Regions from separate parts of the Homo sapiens genome. Here region 1 is linked to region 2. Evidence: chromatin loops called from intact Hi-C (ENCODE). Cell type or tissue: endothelial cell of umbilical vein. All regions are shown on one strand.

The links. Peaks named below come from ENCODE experiments on the same cell type or tissue, not always from the same donor. Only the 100,000 strongest peaks of a DNase experiment are listed, where the experiment ranks them.
Region 1: a loop joins it to region 2, with 4 times the contacts of the local background. A loop is called at or near these places in 2 of 110 quality-filtered maps.

What each region holds. Positions count from the first base shown.
Region 1 is chr6:143,683,638-143,691,637 of GRCh38, reverse strand. All of the region lies in intron 1 of PHACTR2 (phosphatase and actin regulator 2), which reads right to left. Among named protein-coding and RNA genes, the nearest start is that of PHACTR2, 9.7 kb to the right of the region's middle. In endothelial cell of umbilical vein, no CTCF peak of the experiment used is centred here; a DNase peak (open chromatin) is centred at 4,387; H3K27ac peaks cover 1,217 bases.
Region 2 is chr6:143,818,779-143,826,778 of GRCh38, reverse strand. It overlaps PHACTR2 (phosphatase and actin regulator 2), which reads right to left. Exons shown (of 13, transcript NM_001100164.2): 13 at 1-3,105. The coding sequence ends at 3,090. Among named protein-coding and RNA genes, the nearest start is that of LTV1, 21 kb to the left of the region's middle. In endothelial cell of umbilical vein, no CTCF peak of the experiment used is centred here; DNase peaks (open chromatin) are centred at 1,778, 2,978, 3,988 and 5,218; H3K27ac peaks cover 4,229 bases.

The DNA of each region.
Region 1 (8,000 bases), 140 kb after region 2:
CTTTTCCTAAACAGTAATTGGCATTCTGCTGATAACTTCCTTGCCTTCGAATGTAACTATATATTTACTTCAAACCTAGTTGTTGTGGGAAATGCATCATTTTGCTGCTTATAATATTAACAAAATGTACATAAAAGCAAACAGGTTTCTGGCAATAATATTCCATCAGAATCTCAACATTCTACTTGACAATAGGAATATTTGCTCATGAACAGTAAATATGAATGACCCAATTCATCCCGGCATTTGTGTACAGAACATCTGAGTCTCTGAACTGGATATTTTGTAACTTTTGCCTCAAGTAAAGAGAAAGACACACATAAAGATTCAAATGAGAATTTTTTTTTTTTAATTTAAATACAGAAGGTCCCTGACTTACCATGGTTTGACTTACTATTTTTGTTTACTTTATGATGGGCTTATCAAGATGTAATCCCATCATAAGTTGAGGACCATCTGTACAGTACCACTAACCTATAATTTGTTTTCCAGAAGATGTTTCTCACCTTAGGAATCCTCTGGAATGTTTGTTGAGAACACAGACTCTGAGACCCCTCTCCAAAAGACTTTGATTTTGCTGACCTATAATATGGGACCCAGCAATCAGTATTTTGCACACTAGGTGAGTTTCACAATTGGGCACTTTTGTGAAATATCAATGGTAGTTTGTAATACCCCCAGGATCCTATCAGAACGAGCATCCCATAAAGATGACGCATCCCTAAAATAAAAACACAGAAAAATACAGGAATACCACAATTATTCAATGTAGATCTTAAATGTGAGTCTTCTTAAAAAATGCCAGCACATTATTATCACAGTAAACACATTTTTAAATTAGTCTATGTACCACAAAACTTTTAAACGTCCATAAAATATTTTTTAGACCATTGCAACAAGCCAGGTCAAAGTTGAGATCTTGTGTGACCATCACCCAAGAAAGTCTTTTGAAATCAGTTAAAAGCTATCTGCTAAAGAGAAAAACTAAGTCTTCCAGATAAAAGGAAAACGTTCATCCTGATTAATTGGGAGGGATGGCAGTGTTTGTGCATACTGCAGCAAGTCTGCTTTGCTACCTTATGTCCCAGCCAAGCTCTCGACCAAGCATGAAGCCAGAATAAAGCCACGTTCTAATACAAAGACTCAAAAACCATACACCCCGTGAGCTTTTCTCAAGAAGCACCCTGTGTGCTCTGCCAAAATAAGGAAATAGACCCAGAAAAAAAAAGGGGGCATGGGATCCAGCAATCTGAAGATTCAATGCAAGAGGAAAGTGGAAGGAATCCCCCTGGTGTGATGAAGAGAGATCCCAAGACAACAGCTGGACAGTGGGCTCAGAGAAAATCCAGTCCACATGGGAAGAGGACAAAGGCTATGTATGAAGCTCTTAAAGATGAACCTGTAAGAATAACTCGAGTATTTGAACATATTGAGAAGCGATTCGTTAAATACATAACAAGAGAAAGTGTGGGGATGGTATGTAGGACACTTAGCAAGCTAACAAAAACACCAGTAGGAAAAACAAAAGGTATGCAGGAGAGAAAAAGAAATCGTGGTTTACCACAAGCCTTAGCTATCGTTGGCATTTCTGCTATTACATGGATGACTGATAAAATCAAAAACACAATATAAGAATGTTGGGGCTGGGCACAGTGGCTCACACGGGTAATCCCAGCATTTTGGGAGCTGAGGTGGGTGTATCACCTGAGTTCAGAAGTTCAAGACCAGATTGCCAAGACCAGCCTGGCGAAACCCTGTCGCTACTAAAAATACAAAAATTAGCCGGGCGTGGTGGCAGGTGCCTGTAATCCCAGCTAATCGGGAGGCTGAGGCAGGAGAATCACTTGAACCCAGGAGCCGGAGGTTGCAGTGAGCTGAAATCAGGCCACTGCACTCCAGCCTGGGCAACAGAGCGACACTCCATCTCAAAAAAAAAAAAAAGACTTGAGAAGATGAGAAAATGGGAAAATGGGAAATAATAGGAAATGTATGATTCTGAAATGGGGAGAGGCAGGGGTTGGGGTAGGGTAAAAAAGAGAACTACGTGTTCGGTTTCCATACTGTGAGCTCAGTAGATAATGTGTCATGCTGAAAAATCAATCAATAGGTAGCAAAGAGCATGCTATTTAGAGACTGGAGAATTAAAGAATCAGTTTAAACAACTCCACATTTCTTAGATGCCCCTGAACTTTCTACTCAGTTCCCACTACTCTACTAATGTATGACCTGGCCAAACAGAGCTATTCATTTATTTGACAAATAGTTTTGGTGTCAGGCATATACCTAGGAATAAGAAGAGACATTGGTGAACAAGACAGATAACGTCTTTTAGATCATGGAGCTTATGTTCTAGAAAAGAGAGACAATGAATAAAACAAACAAACAAGATCATCTGAGTGCTAAGTGCAGTGAAGGCACAGAGAGCTGTGGGTGGGACCTGGGTGGGTTATTCTGGAGAGGGGTAGGCAGGGAAGGTCTCTATGAAGCACAAGGATCCAGCCGAAACAAGGAGTCAGCTTGGCGAAGAGCGAAGGGAAGAGTGTCTCAAACAGGGTGCAGCAACGGCCAAGGTCCATGGGTGGGACTGATCCAGGCTTGTTTGAGGACTGAAAAAGGCAGTGAGGGGACCAGAGCAAAGTGATGGAAGATGAGGTCAGAGAGGTGGGCAGGGATCATATAGGCTCATGTAGAGCCTCGAGGGCCATACTATGCAATCTGGATTTCATTCCAAGTGCAGTGGGAGGACAGGAAGGTTTTGAGTGAGTGAGTGACATGATTTATGCTTTAAGAAATTACTTTAGCTGTTCTGTGGAAAATGAATTGCAGAAGGGTGGGAACAGAAGCAGGAGAGCAGCTGGAATCTACTGCAGTTGTCCATGTAATGGATGGCCCCAGAGCTTGGACGGTGGCAGTAGGGACAGACGGAAGAGCATGGACTTGAGATATATTTGGGAAGAGAAAAGGACAAGACCTGCTGATGGATCCATATGGAGGGGGAAAGGAAAACTTAAGAATAACTCCTAGATCTTGGGCTAGAATAAGTGAGTGGTTGGGGTATCATTTGGTGAAATGTAGAAAGTCAAGGGAAGAACTGGCTTGGAGGACAAAATCAAACCTTCTGTATAGACTTATGTTACCTCTGGGATGCCCACAAGTTTTCAAGCAGACCTGTCAAATAGGGAGTTGCACATTTGAGCCTGCAGTGCAGAGAAAGGTCAGAGTTGCAGACACAAACTGGGTAACTCTGGGAGTTGAGAGTTGGGTGAGACCCTACTCCCATTTCTCTACCCACCCCTCACCCCAGATCAGGCATCCACTTCACCTTGCTGGATTATTCCAGCCTACTTCTTGGTCCCACTTTCAGTCTCTCCCCATGAAATCTATACTGCATGCGGCAGGCCAACTCATCTCCGGAGGCAAAGCAATAATCATTTCTCTGGTTTGATTTAAAAAAAAAAAAGCGTCAGTGGTTCCCATTGCCTGTGGCTTTCAGTATTGCCTTCCACCCCTTTCCTTTTCAGAGCCTGAATTCTTGTCCCCATTATGTGTTTTGCCTCCTGATCTAGTCCTACAATTCTCTACATATCCCTTCCCTTCCACTCTCATTTCTGCACATTTTCACTAAGCATCTTCTAGACTGGACGCTTTGTGGGCAGGGTCTGTGTAGGATTTATCTTTGAAACTTCCCACCTTGCTTAGCATAACACCTTACACATAATAACTTTAATTTAGGAACTGTTTGCTGCATGAAGGTGCCACTCTTCTCCTTCTTAATATCCCCTCATAAAACAGGCTGATTTGTAGGACTATACCTGCCAAGCACATACCAGCACAGCTTTCCAGGATATTCTTAAGCAAAATAGCACTTCAGTCCTTCCTTGGCAGCCAAATTTCCTTAGTGTTAAGGGCTGCAGTGTTTTACTTGCCAGAAGGTTGATGTGAATAAAAACATCCAGCCCCTTGAAATGAAAATAAATGGAGGGATGGTTTATAAATATAAATGATAATGGTTAGACCGACCTTTTAGCAAGTAATGTGATTTGCCCATTCCTTTCCGCATTTCTGTAGTTTTGGTTTTTGTTCCCCTGCTTTTGTGGGGAGGAAACAAGAAGTGTTTATTTTCTTAAGACTATTTCTATCCTTAATATCACTTTTGCATCAGTTGAGTCTTCACTAAATATTAATATTTTCTCCCAAGAATAGAGACTAGCAGTTAACCTGCTACAGTAAAGTCCCCAAAGAAAAGATGTTGGAATTTTCCCTCTATTCAAATTAAATAGGCTTAATTGTAAGACCAATTCTTACAATTCTTGTTTCCTTCCCCACTGCATTAAGAAGGCAAGAGGTGACGTGTGACTTGCTCATTAGTCATTATGTTTTCAGACTGCTAAAAATAAAATAAATTTATTATTTTCTATTTCAGACTGCTAAAAATAAAATTAAAATATTTGGGATATTAGTCACTGACCAAATCTGATGAGCTATGGACCAAAGAGAAGTAGGTGATGTTGAAATTTTGCTCACATTCTTTCTCTCAAAGTAAGAGACATTCACATTATTATCGAACAGACTAAAAAAACAATTAAACCTAAAAAGAAGGTGGCTATATTGGGACCAATGTTTTCATTTTCATCACTGACAAAGGAAAAAAAAGTAGCTGAAAACCAGCCACTGAGCTTAAAGCTCAGAATCCACGCAGCTGGAGAAAAGCTAGTACAGTTGCAGGTGAGCTCATGACTTTAATTACGGTCAAGGTCCAGGTGGACAGTGGATATGGAAACCTTGGGTTCGATCATGTCCAAAGCAGGGGAAAGCCATGACTGTCACACTAACTCTTCAAGAATGAAGTTCCTGGGTGGGCGCAGTGGCTCACACCTGTAATCCCAGCACTTTGGGAGGCCGAGGCAGGTGGATCACGAGGTCAGGAGTTCGAGACGAGCCTGGCCAACATGATGAAATCTCATCTCTATTAAAATACAAAAATTAGCTGGGCATGGTGGCTCACGCCTGTAATTCCAGCTACCTGGGAGGCTGAGGCAGGAGAATCACTTGAAACCAGAAGGTGGAGGTTGCAGTGAGCCGAGATCATGCCACTGCACTCCAGCCTAGGTAAAAGAGCGAGACTCTGTCTCAAAAAAAAAAAAAAAAAAAAAAAAGAATGAAGTTCCTCTCCTCTATGTGTGTGTACATATAAATTTTTCTTTACATATTTTAAAAATGGAATCATATTACTTCATAACCTGCCTTTTCACATGTTGATGTTATTTATCATAAAAATTGCCTTTTAAAAATATTTTTACATCATTTTTAAATGGCTTATTCTACCACATGTCTATCTCAATCAATTCAACAAGTCTCTTGATGCTTGACTATTAAGTTAATTCCAATTTTTGGCTTTTGTAAAAATTGTTTTTATGAGCAATTAATTATTTCTTTTACAATATACTTCTATGAGCAGAACTACTGGGTCTAAGTGTAGTCTAAGTGCACTTTTTTTTTTTTTTTTGAGACAGAATCTCACTCTGTCGTCCAGGCTGGAGTACAATGGTGCAATCTTGGCTCACTACAACCTTCGCCTCCCGAGTTCAAGCAATTCTCCTGTCTCAGCCTCTCAAGTAGCTGAGATTACGGGCGCCCGCCACCACACCTGGCTAATTTCTATATTTTTAATAGAGACGGGGTTTCACCATTTTGTTCAGACTAGTCTCAAACTCCTGACCCCAGGTGATCCACCTGCCTTGGCTTCCCAAAGTGCTGGGATTACAGGTGTGAGCCACCACGCCCGGCCTAAGTGCACATTTTATGACTTAATATATATTGCCAAACTGCTTTTCTGATAAGTTGTACCAATTTAAATTACCACAAAACAATTGTCTTTTGGGAATTACTCATTTTAATCTTTGCTAAACTCATAGGTGATCAGTTGCATCCCTTTTTTTTTTTTTTTTTCATTTAATTGCTTAAACCTTATTTCATTTACCAAGTGATCACTTATGTTCTTCTTTGGTCAGGTAACATAGGCAAGTTTCTTAGCTCTCGTACTTTGGTTTTCCTCATTTATAAAATGGGGATATTAATATTAGTTACCCCGGATGAACGTCATAAGTTTTAAAAAGTTAATTCAAGTAAAGCACTTAGAGTAGTTCCTGGCCCATAGTGAGTTCACAATTGTAACCATTAGGTATTTTGGAAAATGCCTGTTCATGTTGTTTACTTGTTTTCCTATGTGGTTGCTTATCTTTTTGTTACTGACTTTTAAGAGGTCTTACTACATTAATGATATTAACTATTATTTTCCATATATAATTAAATATTTCTTTCAACTTTATGATTTTCCTTTTCAACTTTCTGATGTTAATTTTTTTTGGCCATGTAAAAGTTTAAAAATTTTATACTATTAAATCTATTCATCTTAAGCTAGAATAAATTACAGAGATCAAATATTCAAAACATGAGAAAAATAGCAGAGGAAAGCATTTTTGAAATAGCCCTAGTCTGTAAGAAAGAAAACGACTAATCAACTTGACTTAAAAATTTAAAGGTTTCTATAAAAAAGTACTATAAACAAACTTAAGGTACAAGAAAAAAATTTTTAATGTTAAAATATATGATAGACATTAGGTTAATCTCCTGAATATACAAATTTGTAAGAAACCATAAAAATAAGGAAAGTCTATAAATAGGCAATTCAAAGAAAAAGAAATATAAATGTCCTACATCACTCATAATCAAAATAAGATGCCATTTTTTACATATAGATTTACAAAGAGTCTAAAAAATTATTTATGCACAGCATTGTGGTCATGTACAGTTGTGTAGAGTGTTGACTGCAGAAGGACACATAGGTAAGAGAATGAGTGGGAATTAAATACATGCTAAAGTTCCACTTGTTAAGTCTGTGCTGTGGAGCTAGCTGCCTCACCCAGAGGAAGTGACTTCTAATTCTCACGAGGCTATGGGCTAAGAGTGACCCTGATATTCAGTGGTGGTGACAGAGTACAGAAACAGAAATTCTCATATAATAAGCAGATAACACTGAGAAAGCCTCTTTGAGAATAATGTAGCAAAGTCTATCAAAATAAAACACACAAATCTTTTGACCTAGCAACTCTACTGCTAATATGTCATTAGGACATGTAGTTTATAGTTGTCCATGTAATGGATGGCCTCAGAGCTTGGATAGTGGCAGTAGGGACAGACAGAAGAGCATGGACTTGAGATATATTTGGGAAGAAAAAAGAACAAGACCTGCTGATGGATCCATGTGGAGGGGGAAAGGAAAACCTAAGAATAACTCCTAGATCTTGGGCTAGAATAAGTGAGTGGTTGGGGTATCATTTGGTGAAATGTAGAAAGTCAAGGGAAGAACTGGCTTGGAGGACAAAATCAAACCTTCCATTAGATCCATGTTACCTCTGGGATGCCCAGCAAGTTTTCAAGCAGACCTGTCAAATAGGGAGTTGCATATTTGAGCCTGGAGTGCAGAGAGAGGTCATAGATATGGATGTTCATTTCAGTATTGTTCATAAGAGCATATACATATGCAAAGAACCCAGGAACAATATTAAAATACAACAGGATTCTTTTAAAGGAAGTTTTCATATATCCACATACTATAATAGTGTTCATTTATAGAATTAAAGAGAACAAGTTGGAAGTATTTTCAAGTTATATTACACGAAAAATTCAAAGTATAGAGCAGTAAGTATAGTATGTCTTGTTTGACTGCTGATAAAGATATATCTATGAATGAAAACTGTGTGGAATGAAAAAAACTGTTCATGCTGGGTTATAGATGAAAAGTGGGACTGGAGGATTCTGGGAGGGAGTAAATTCATTTTTATCCCAAACCATCTTGTAATGTTTGACTTCCTACCATGTATATATTATGGAATAAAGAAAACAAACTCCATCAGCTTTTGCCTTTAGGACCTCTTCCTGTGCCTGGTTTACAAGGAAATGGATAAATATTCTGGACAAGACAAATACAGGGCCCTGAA
Region 2 (8,000 bases):
TATAGCTAACATGTGAAAGTGCAAGACACTTCACATAACACAGGAAATTATCAGGCAAGCTGCCTTAAATGAATGCTGACTACCAGAGAACTATTTTGTCAGACTGATTGGTAATGACCATGAAGATTCTGATCAAGCTTGCTGAGCATCTTCTTAATACCCTAATATTAATGTTTTATTCTCCAATAAAAAAACTAAAATGGTCACTTTGGTTTCTACATCTGTCTAGTTCTTTCCTGCCTGGGATCTTCCTGGAGATGGGTTTGTTTTCTTCCTTAATCATATCTTGGGAACTCAGGAAAACCCACTTACTTCCTCGATGTCAGCCTAATGTCAAACTTTAAATAGCCAAAAACCTGGAATTGTGTTACAACAAAAGAAATCCAATTCCCACACACTTTTATTTTTCCTATACAGCATATGCTTACTGGTTGGATTGCTGAAACGCTGGTGGTGGACAGAGGTGCCTATGCACGGAGGGTGGGCCAGACCTCTGCATCCCTTTAGGGCCCCCAGGTAGGAGACCTCTGGCTGGGTGGCCGGTGGGGATATGTCTCATCTCTGCTCTACTAAAATAGAACCATATTCTGCAAAATACAGCTTAGCTCATAATCCTTTAATTCTTTCCACAGCTTTTTACTCAAGCCATCATTCTAATAAAATAATTGGTGATTCCGATTACCTAAACAGTAGACTAGCAGTGGCTAATTTTTTTTTTTTTTTACTTTTAAACTTGTCTCTAACTTAGAAAATTTTTTCTAAATGTATCGATTAGTGTAAAGAAAAAGTATGAGTAGTTAATAAATCTGACCTATTATACAAGAAATGCAATTTTGAAATACCAGATTTTCATTTTTTGTACTAAGTGTATCTCATTGTAGGCAATAAAAAATTGCATCACAGGCATCAAAAGTGGGAAAAAATTGTTCCTTTTATCAACCAAATAGAAACTTTCAATAACATACTTTGAGTGATAAAATGGTGATGTCTTACATTTACCATTATAGAGAGGTCTTGTGGTTAGAAATTTAAAAAGTGTTTAAAGATGATTAAGCATAGACAATTAAAAGAAACATTATATCTCTTGGTATTTTTCTCAAGACACTAAAATAATAAAATAAAAATATAATTAAGGAAAAGCATGACTTTGGGAAAAAAAAAATCACAAGTTAATTTTTATGGCTGGATTGAAACACTGTAAAATAGACAAAACCTCAGCCAGAGACAGACACCTGGGCATGCAGAAAAATTTTTTCAAAGCAAAAAATTTGTCTTATCCTATTAGTGAAATGACAACAGACTCTAGGTGTGTTTTATTAATGCACAGAGTCTAACAAGAGGTGCAGTAATGCTGGTTACTTTTCCTAATTCTAACATGGTCCTGGCTTTTTATAGTAGGCCAACTGGCATTAACATTTTTTATTTTTAAATAAAATGATCCGATTTCAAGTGGTTCTTTAAAATACCAATGAATGGCAGGATCTACATTTATTCACCGGGTTAAATGCTTACTTTTCGGTTGAAATAGAAAATGACAGTCTTGAACCAGAAACATCTTAGAAAATTGTAGTCCAAACTCTGAGAATAAAATAAACTCTATTTGGGTCTTGTTTTGTTATTCATTTCATGTGTTTTTAATTAAAGGGGCACAAAGCACTTGTGAAGAACAATGAAATGCAAGGTGGTATTTACATATGGTCATATGTATTTGGGAGCAGAAGTCATAGTGTGCCTGTGACTCCATGGAAAATAGCAACACAATAATAGAGAGTTTCTTAATGTAAACAATACAGACTGTAGGCTCATAGGGAAAACTTCCACTACTTTAACCTCACTGATTCTTTTGCATTGACAGTAAATACTGTACTGTATCTATGGATGCCATCTGCAGATTCTTAAAATACAAGATGAGGATTTCCTCACACACAACTTAGTGGGAACTTTCCATGTTCTGTTAAGCCTTTGGGTGTTTTTTTGATCTGTGTCCTTTTTTTTTTTTTAAATAGCAGCAATCCAACTTTAAAAAAATGCAGCACTAAAAAAATAACTAGTCCTTATTCCCATGCAGGACTAACTGCAGGCAGCACATTTGTATCTTGCTTAAGTTTTGACTTTGGATTCAAGTTTTTATTACAGGTGTCATGATTGCCAATACTGTCTTCTCTAGGTGAAGTATGGTTGCTTTGACTTTGGATCTAATCAAGATAGGGAAAGATCAAAAGATTTATTTCTGAAGCTTGCTACAGTTTTCTAGGGTCACATTACATCTGACTTTATTCCCAGTCCTCTTATCCTGTGAAGGCTGGTACACTAGGAAAGGGATATTTAAAAATGTCAAGTGTGCATAGCTAATGCTACTTAAAAGCATGCAACAAAATTTGGGTAAGCATGCTTGTTAAGAGTCAGTAGAAGCTCTTGCATTTAAGAAAAAGATGCATGAAAACATTCAGACTTATTTCTGGCAACTGGATTCACTGGCACAACATAAAATAATGGTACTATACTGTACCAACATAATGGTGAAACAAGAGTATTCTCCGATCAAGTCTTTGAGGAATCCACATCAGGAGGTTAAATTCCTAAATCCCTTAATAAGTTCTCAGCTACCGAATAACTACTTCAAAAATACATTTATGCTTCAATTTTCTCTTTTCTTCATTAACATAATGAAATATTTCTCTTTCTTTCTGATTTCCAACTCCCACCCCTTTTCAGTGCCCAGCAATTTTAATCTATATTTTTCTTTCACCCGCATTATAAAATTTGGCTTTCTGGTAACAGGGAGCCAGTGATTGTCTTCTGCTCATCTTCTTTGATTAAAGCTTCTGATGAAGAATATCCACGGTGTCTCTTACCATCGCTGTGCATTCTGGGCAGCAAGAGTCACTGCATCCTTCCTTTTGCTTGTTGGAGCCATCTGGGCCACACAGGTGAGGAGCACTTCCCAGCCAAGCTGAGTCACACACTTCCTTCACCACAAGTTAAACGGAAACACACACATTCAAATCCCAGTGCAATATCAGGTTTTCAGGAAGCAGGGCTTCCCCCAAAGATGATCAGTCTCTGTTTCCAAATAGTCTCACTCTTCGTTATGGACGATGAAACCTGGAGTAAGAAATAGAAACTATAAGCCTGTGGCCTAGGAGCACATTCTGCATGCAGTGAGCTGAATAAGGCGTGGTCATGTTTACAATGAAAAGGTACCCCAGATATCCCCCAACTGAATTACTGTTTACAAATTTCTGTCATAACAAAATACTGTTACAAATATTATTAAGGAAAGCATATATAAACGCTTTCCTTATATATATGTTTACATATAAGCATATAAGGAAACCTTATATAAAAGATGCTGGTTATAGTATTCAAGTTACACAGCAACCAAGACAGAAAACATCACTATTCTTGAGCATCGTGCTCTAACCTTTATCAAGCAGAGGGAGATGTTTCACAAAGGGATTTTGGTACACCTCGTCTGTATTATAAAAGCACAGTAACAAATAGACACTTTTTCATTAGCTTCAGCCTCTCATCATCTCCTGCTGACGACTCCAAATCTACTTTCTACACTTGAATTTCCAAAAGCCCACAGGGCGCTTCCCCCCAGATGTTCCACAGGTATATACTAAGCATGTCCACAACTATACAAAGCTTTCCTTGTTAACCTGCCTTTGCACTTTGTCTTATTTAATATTCTATCTTTAAAAATATTTTTGGTCTAGAAACCTCAGATTAGCAATTCATTTCTCTCCCTCATCCAGCATTTCCTATTAGTCACCAAGTCCTGCCTCAACTGCCTGTCTTGGAATCATTAAAGTTCCATCTTTTGCTGGCACTACTTTTACGGTATGCTTGTTAGCCAGCCAGCTGGCTTCCTTTCCCTCCTTGTGAGTTCCTGAACATTCCTTGCATTTTTGTAGCCCGGTGCTTTTGAACATGCTGTTCACTAATACTGCAATTCCTTCCCTTCATTTCCTATCTATGTTTTCATTTTCAAGATCAAGGTCAAAAGTTATCTTCTCCATAAAGCCTTAAGTGATCAAGCTCTTCAGCCTACTTCTGCAATTCCACATTTATGCAACTCTGCCTAGCATTTCACTCTGTCTTCTACAGTCGAATGCTCATCTGCTCTGGTCAGCCAGTCTCCTAATTGGTTTCCCTGTCCCAGGCTCTCTCCATCAAATCTATGCTCCTCACTGTTGCTCACACTATCCTTAAAAATACTGGTTCCATCATTTCAGTTCTTGGGGTTTTTAAAATCTTTTTTTATTTTTAATTAGATATGGGGGTCTCGCTATGTTACCTAGGCTGGTCTTGAACTCCTGGTCTCAAGCGATTTGCCCACCTTTGCCTTCCACAGTGCTGTGATTACAGGTACGAGCCACTGCGCCCAACCCAGTTCTTTCTCAAAAGGATCGTATTGTTCCCCATTACCTACAAAATAAAATTTAAGCTGGGCATGGTAGCATACACCTGTAATCCCAGCTGCTTGGGAGGTTGAGGTGGGAGGACAGCCTTGAGTCCAGGAGTTCAAGACAAGTCTGGGCACATAGTAAGACCCTGTCCCTTAACAAAATTAAAATAAGAAAGCCAACAAAATAAAATTTAAAGTTCCTGGAGTAGCAAGTAAGGCTTTTCAGAAAGTGGCCCAACTCATGGTTCTAGCTATATCTCTATCACTGCTTCCAAATACTCTCCATTTCAATCACTTGCCCCAAAAAGGCTTTTGCGCTAATGCCCTTTCCTCTACCTACTTTTTGCAGGGTGGGTTGGGGGGAGCTCCAGAGGGGGACAGGGTTTCACTCCTATTGCCCAGGCTGGAGTGCAGTGGTGCGATCTCAGCTCACTGCAGCTTCAACCTCCTGGGCTCAGGTGATTCTCCCACCTCAGCATCCAAGTAGCTGAAACTACAAGCATGCACCACCATGCCCAGCTAATATTTGTATTTTTAGTAGAAATGGGGTTTTGCTATGTTGCTCAGGCTGTTCTCAAACTCCTGCACTCAAGCAATCTGTCCTCGGCCTCCCAGCGTGCTGCGATTACAGGTTTGATCCACCACACCTGGCCTACTCTTTCTTCTACCTTTATCTCTCTTACCATCTGCGCTTTATGCAGTCTCACTCTGTGAGTTCTCCAAACTCTTTTCTCCACTGCTCAGGGAAGCACTAATTGCTCTCTTTCCTGTGTTCCCATAACCTTTGGCTTATGCCAGTTATTGCTTACATTATATAATCTTTGGATACATGTGCCTTTGCTATTGGATCATGAGAAGCTGAGGAAGGAAACTTTCTTATCCATTTTTACATACTCATTGAATACAATCTCCGGCACGTGATAGTACTTACTAAACGTCACTGTGTTGAATACAAGCATTACAAAATGAAAAACTAAAAAATAAGAGCAGGTGAAATGAGATGGGCCACGAATTGATAACTGAGGAGCTGCTAGTTGGATACGAGGGACTTATATTACTTCTGTGTTTGACAAAAGTCAAAAGAAAAATAAGATATACCAAGCTTTACAAAACTGGTAGGCAATTTATTACTAAAGCAGGAATGTGTCCACTTTGAGTTCTGTTCTTAGTCTATCCCTGACTGTAACCTTGGGCAGATGTGAGGACCGCCATGCCTGCATTTGATACACAGAGGCAACATCACTCTTTCACTTTTTCGAGGGCCAGGTCAAGGGCCCTGCTGCCTCGTGCAGCCTCAGGACATTGTTCCCTGCATCCCAGCCACTTTGGCTCCAGCCTTGGCGCAAAGGGCCCCAGATACAGCTCAGGCTTCTGCTTCAGAGGGTGCAAGCTGAAAGCCTTGACAGCTTCTACATGATGTTAAGCCTGCAGATGCACAGAATGCAAAAGTGATGGAAGCTTCAGACACTCCACCTAGATTTCAGGGGATACATGGAAAAGCCTGGGTGTCCAGGCAGAAGCCTACTGGAAGGGCACAGCCCCCACAGAGAACCTCTACTAGGGCAGTGTGGAAGGGAAATGAGGAGTTGGGGATTCCACAAAGGGTCTCTGCTGGGGCATTGCCTAGTGGAACTGTGAAAAGGAAGTCACTGTCCTCCAGACCCCAGAATGGTAGATCCACTGGCAGCTTGCACCCTGTGCCTGGAAAAGCCACAGACATTCAACGCCAGCCTGTGAGATCAGCCTGGGGGCTGCACCTTGCAAATCCACAGGGGTAGAGCTGCCCACTTACACCAGAGTACCCAGGACATGGGACATGGAGTCAGAGGAGATTATTTTGGAGCTTTATGATTTAACAACTGCCTTGTTGGGTTTTGAACTTGCATGGGGCCTGTAGCCACCTTCTTTTGTCTGATTTCTCCCTTTGGGAACGGGAATGTTTACCCAGTATAGATCTCCACCATATCTTGGAAATAACTTACTTGTTTTTTATTTTACAGGATCATAGGTGGAAAGGATTTGCCTTTTTTCAGATGAGATTTTGAACTTTTGAGTTAATGCTGGAATGAATTAAGACTTTGGGGGACTTTTGGGAAAGCATTTTGAAATGTGAGAAGGACATGAGATTTGGGAGCAGCCAGGGTCAAAATGATACAGTTTGGATATTTGTCCCTGCCAAATCTCATGTTGGAATATAATCCCCAATGCTGGAGGTGGGGCTGGGAGGTGTTTGGGTCCTGGGGGTGGATCCCTATGGCTTGGTACTGTCTTTGTGATGGTGAGTGACTTCTCACGAGGTCTGGTTTAAAAGTGTGGGGCACTTCTCCTCCACTCTTTCTCCCATTCTTGCCATGTGATGTGCCTGCTCCCCCTTCGCTTTCTGCCGTGATTGGAGGCTTTCTGAGGCCTCCCCAGAAGCAGATGCTGCTATGCTTCCTGTACAGCCTGCAGAACTGTGAGCCAATTAAACCTGTTTTCTTATAAATTACCTAGTCTCAGGTATTTCTTTATAGCAGTCAAGAATGGCCTAATACAGTCTGTGAGGGTGTTTTCAGGGACTGGCTTGTGAGTCTGAGTGGACTAGGTAGGGAAGATCTTCCCTCAGTGTCGGTGGCCACAGCCAATCTGCCAGAGAGCCAGAGAGGACAAAAACAGAGAAAAGGAGACTATGTCAATCTATCTACTGGAGCTGGGATACATGCTCTTCCTCTCTTGTCCTTGAACAACAACTCCAGGCTCCCCACCCTTTGTACTCCAGAACTTACACCAGTACTCCCCACTGCCTCGAGCTCTCAGGCCTCCAGCCTTGGACTGAGCCAGGCTACCAGCATCTCAGGGTCTCCAGGTTGCCGACAGCCTGTTCTGGGACTTCTCAGCATCCATTATCATGTGAGCCAATTGCCCTAATAAATCCCCTCTCATATATCTATATACATATATCTTATTGGTTTTGTTTCTCTGGAGAACTCAGACAGATACAGACCCCTTTCTTGGCCATCGGATCTATACCCACCCCTGTCCTATTACCTTTTCTTCACAGTCCTTAGCACTATCTGAAATGCTCATGTGTATTTATTGTTGACTTGGTAATAGTTTGCTTCTCTACTGGAACATAACCACCTGAGGACCTTATGAGACAGGTCCTAAACTCTCAGGGTCCAGAACACAATCTGGCTCACTAGGGATGTGCTCAATAACTATTTGTTGAATGCATAAGTCACTGAACACATATACACAGGGGTATCTAGGAAGTTATTTGTTAGCTCTATAAATAATTCTATATGACTGAGGAGTCCAATCAGAAGCCCCTAAACTTAATTACAAGTAAATGTATACTAATATACAATAACCCACCTGACAGGACATTCCAAAATGTTTTCTAGGAAGAGTCAACCACAACCTGAAGCAAAATATGGAAGTTCTATAAAAATATTTCAAAGAGTAACTGAAAACCTCTTAAATCAAATATTTTATATACAATGTGAAAGGCAAATTGATATGGTTTGGCTGTGTTCCCTCCGAAACCTCACCTTGAATTGTAATCTCATAATCCCCACATGTTGTGGGAGGGACCTGGTGGGAGGTA